2 separate regions of the Homo sapiens genome follow, and region 1 is linked to region 2. A link is a loop called in an ENCODE intact Hi-C map of the cell type or tissue named here. Cell type or tissue: Panc1. All regions are shown on one strand.

What was found. Peaks named below come from ENCODE experiments on the same cell type or tissue, not always from the same donor. Only the 100,000 strongest peaks of a DNase experiment are listed, where the experiment ranks them.
Region 1: it touches region 2 in a loop (2.5-fold over the local background); 10 of 110 quality-filtered maps call a loop at or near these places.

Annotation. Positions count from the first base shown.
Region 1 is chr7:79,813,668-79,816,167 of GRCh38, reverse strand. All of the region lies in intron 2 of LOC105375371 (a long non-coding RNA gene), which reads right to left. Among named protein-coding and RNA genes, the nearest start is that of GNAI1, 320 kb to the left of the region's middle. In Panc1, no CTCF peak of the experiment used is centred here; no DNase peak of the experiment used is centred here.
Region 2 is chr7:80,047,166-80,049,665 of GRCh38, reverse strand. No RefSeq gene overlaps it. Among named protein-coding and RNA genes, the nearest start is that of GNAI1, 86 kb to the left of the region's middle. In Panc1, a CTCF peak has its summit at 1,545; no DNase peak of the experiment used is centred here; H3K27ac peaks cover 1,037 bases.

The DNA.
Region 1 (2,500 bases), 230 kb after region 2:
AGTGCTGAGATTTCAGGCCAATTTTTGTTTAAAAGTTTGTAACAGAGGAAAGTACACTCTTAGAGCAAAAAATTTTGAAGATATTGGCCAAGATATTACACTCACATTTTGGTTCATCAGCTGTACTGGAGGGGATCAAAACTCAGGTTCTGCCCAATATGCAGAGTCTTAGACAGAACCTCCCTACATTAGTGGGAAGTAAGGGTTATAGCCTTAGTAAAAGATCAAACCAGATCTAAACATGCCTATTGTCCAAACCCTAGGAGACCATAGGAAAGTCTGCCTGGGACTGAGTAGTGCAGAAGAAGTAAAATAAAAGAGAAAAGAAATATGTTTCTGAGACATTATGACCATAGAACAATGATGCAATGAACTTTCACTCCAGCTATGTAATTTGGTCCATTCAAAGAACTTCAGTCAATGTGACTTCTCAATTCTGGCTCCTTCTGTGTTAAAGTTACTGCCCAAGTAATGTAGGCATGGGATTCCAGTAACTAAATTAGGATGCTGGACTCGCCATCCCTGGGAAACTTGAATATACATTTCCCTGATCGCTGCAGGCCAGATGGAGTAGCTAATGTCTCTTTGTTAGAGGCAGGCAGTCAAAAAGTTATATTTAATTTTGCTGGGAAATATATGGAATTAAAAAACAGTTAAATGTGGTTATATATTTAAAAAGACATCACATAGTCTGGCAGAAGAAATTTAAGTACTGCAACATCACAACCAGCATGCCAGAAATCCACAAAAGGTCTATGTCATGTGAGCTTGACCGTAGTTCTCTGAGGCGGACAGAAATCAAGGTTATGTGCTACTCTTATCTTTAAGTTTTTTCCCCTTCTAATCTTGTACACACACACACACACACACACACACACACACACACACACACAGTCTAAATCTGTAGGAAATAAGTCATATATATCTGAAACTATCTCACCAGAAAAGCTGGTAAGTTCAAGGTCAAGGTCTTCCCTTCTTTCAGGGCTATGTTTAGTCATGTCCAGGAAAGAACAAAGAGTTCATAGTTTTATTTTGTTTTGTTTTCAGAAATTTGTTTGAAAAAAAGAGTAGAAAGGCTAAATGTTATACTGCATGATAGTAGTACATGGAAGGAAGACTAAACCAAGGAGATGATGATGATGTTTACACTTTTTAAAATTCCTAGCAATTCCGTCTGTAACTAACTTTAAGTGAAATATAATTACATGTAAGGGAACAGTCATAAGGGTTTAAATCGATCTTTTGAAACAAACTGATCACCCAAATCAGACTGTAGTCTCTTCTCAATAGAGATTGATTACATTCTAGATTTGGGATTATTGACACAACCAGAATAATTATAAGAGCTATGTGTGATTGTGTTACATGATCAGGTAGAATTCTTTGACCTTGAAGATGTCACTCAAGGTCTTTGGAACCCAGTTTCCCCAAGTATAAAATGATTATTTTGTCAAAATGATTTATAAAATCCTTTCAAGCTCCAATATTTTAGGTTTTTTGAAACTCTGATTCAAAATGTATTTTATTATTAAAATCAAAAAGGAAAGAGCAAGTTGCAACATTATTGTGCAATTATATTTAGAATTAATTTTTATGCTTTTCATGATCTGCACCATAAACTTTAAACTCACTTGAAGTCCCCACATGCTGTAGTTCCAACTCATTTTTGCCTCCTCCAAGCCTCAGGTGGTTATATATTAGAGAATGGTCGCTCTTCATTCTGCAGATGTGGCGGTACCCTACACTGTTTCTTTCTTCAAATTTCTTATTTTCTTTCTCCTTCTTTTGAATGACTTTTATCCCATACTCACGTGAATGTTGAACATCTTTTCTTTAAAGTTTAGGTCAAATGTCAACTGCTTCATGAAACCTGCCCTGGAGACTCAGGCAGAAATGGTGTTTCTTTAATCAGTGCTGAGTGACTACTACCAATCTTCATTTAAAGTGTAACTCATCTTGTTGTCCTGCAGTATTTATATGTTACCCTCTCAACGAAAAAGGAAATTCTCTTAAGAACAATATCATGTGTTAGGCATGTGATATCCCCCCTAACGTCAGTCTTCTCACCCCCTAATGCCTAGGAACTAGAGGACATTCTCCTAGAATTTGACTGGTAGTGATCTTCAGGGAGATAAAGAAAGTTGAGAAAGCTCAATACAGTTTTACCTAATGTACACTTATGAGGTAAATTCCAGGACTAGTTATGGGATGATAGATTTAACTCAATCTTTTACTGGATTGCATGATCAACTCTCAACTGCTTCCAGGTGGTGCCTCACTGGATGACTCATAACTAGCCATTTTTCCAACCCAGAATTATGTCCATATTCCTTTGGGTATCTTCAGAAAGTCACATTTTCAGGTAAACTAATATGACATGCACTTAACCAACCTAAAATAGCTTTGGAAAGAAGAGCAAAGAGCATGCATAAAATAGAATTTGTAGTAAAGGAAATTCTGGCTTCATTAAAGACAAAAGGGAATTCTAAGACATGAA
Region 2 (2,500 bases):
GCCTTCCTCCTATGAACAATAATACTGAAACATTTGCCTGGCCCCTCTTTGTGGAGACAGTGCTGTCAAATTGATATGGACAGGAGGCAGGGAAATACTGGGTAGAAGAGGGTGGTCCCTAGGTAAAGGCCCCAACCTCAAGCCTGGAAACCTGTGGCCCTAAATGGAACAAACATTCCTGTTTTTGTGCCCAAATGTTGCCTTTTGGCCTGCTACACCCCCCATCCTGTACCCATATAAACCCCAAACCCCAGGCTCCACAAGCGGATGAGCAGACAAGCAGCAGAGCAGAGAAGCAGAAGAGTGGCAGAACAGTGCAGCAGAGAAGGAGAGAAGAGAAGGAGCATCTGAACATTGAGAGGAGTTTGGCTGGGGATGGTCAGAGAGGAGATCCAAGGGATGGCCAAACTCCAGGAGAAGATCATCTTTCCACTGTATCCCCTTTCCAGCTCCCCATCCATCCTGCTGAGAGCCACCTCCATCTCACAAAAAAATCCCCCACATTTACCATCATTTAATTCATCCACGTGTCCCTGATTCTTCCTGGATGCCCAACAAGAACCTGGGTACCAAGAGGGCACTAAGCTGGTTAACACTTAAGCCATCTGCGGATGGCAGAACTAAAAGTGCATTGTAACATGCCCACTGGGGCTTCAGGAGTGTCAGGTACCACCCACCCCAGGTGCTACAATGTGGACAGAGCCCAAAAGTGCTTGCCCTGGTTCCTGCACCTGCCCGTCTGCATGCTCCCCCTCCTGTAAGGTGTTTGAGTGCATGGTGGCCAAACAGACCAGCCACACCCCTGCTGCACGTACTGTGAGGGGGATCAGGTAATGCTCTCACTTCAAAATCTCGACATTTGGAGAATACGTTATTTTCCTTAGTAGTCATCCTTTTCAAGTGATCTTTTCAATAATGTAGACGTGATACAGCCATTAAAAAAGCTAGGCCAACTAACCACTACATTTTGCCTGTTTGATCCTCACATTGGTTATCAAATCTTCACATGGCAACTTTCCCTCTTTTTCTTCACTGCGAATAATTTAGGTTTTAAGAACTCTCAATTATCCTTTACAATGTGAATTCTCAATATACAAATAATAAACTGAAAAGGTTACCTTAGAATTTCTTTGAACTTCATGTGCCCTGTAAATAGCTTTGCTTAAAATGTAACCCAGTTTGTACCATCACTAGAAAATCCCTGGGTAAAAATGTAAAAATCCTAGCAATGTTTAAAAGTCAAGGACAAGGTATTACATATTCAGAAGAAGCTATGTTTTTATTATCAGAAAGAGTGATTCATTATTTAAGGGTTGTTCTCGTGTTTATCTGATTTTTTTTTTGTTCAGTGTTTCCATCCTTAAACATTATTTTATTCATCATTAAAACAATACATTTATTCATAAAGTATATTACATTCACAATGAAAGAATTTGTACCTTGTCCTCCATAAGCAAGTCAAGTGCAATTTTTAGAGCTTATGTTCTTAGAAGATGAACAGTAAGCCAATCTTAGTTATTTTCAAAAATATACTGGCAATGGTGTAGTGTTATGCATTTTGAGCAGGATTACCTAGTTAATAATTCTATATTACTCAATATAGCCACTAGATAGCAGTATAAGTCTTTGGAGTCTGATATAAAATACACATAGATAATTTTACAATTATATGTTTGATAATAGCTTGCACTTAATCTCACCAAAAGAAGAAATCTAAGGTGAAAAATTAATGCTTAAAGTCTAAAGTATTTCTGAGATGTGTTCTACTTTGATTTGGTATTTTTCTTCTTGAAATTAAACAATAACCTGGAAGTTAATTTTAACTTGATAATTACCTCAATTGATTTTATTATTCATTAAATACAAAAACATTATATAATTATTACTAAGTATGATACACAACATCAGAAAAATTTGAGATTATTGTTTAATATACATTATATTTTCAATAGTATCATTAAGTTATGTTAATGAAAATATATTGCTCTTTCAAAAATGTGAGTAGGCTTGTTTCAAATAAATTTTTAACGTACACATATATCGAAACAAAATGTAATGGTTTAGACTTTTGATCCTGTTGTGGATGAAGCTCACATTCTCCAAATCTCATAGAAACAACAAAGGAAACAAACATGAGAAGAATCTATAGCATTGTTGGAAAACATAAAAGGATGTTATTAATGAGACAGAAGCATTGGTGAATTTTTGGAAGGTATAAAGTAGAGGTACTTCAGTGGAAATAATTTTAAAACAAAATAAAATAAAATGCATATATGTGTTCTAAAAAATCCAAGATAGGCAAAGAAACAGAGAAGGAGATGAACCAATTTTTCCAATGACAAAGCTTAGTGTGGGAATAGGAATGGGAAGTATGGTAACTAATGAGATTTAGAGACCTGAAACTGTGTTTATACACAGCCTCATGCAATAAGACCAGCTGTCTGCAGTGTTTACTTACAGATTAAAGCTGGCAAAAATGCACTTTACATTAAGTGCATGA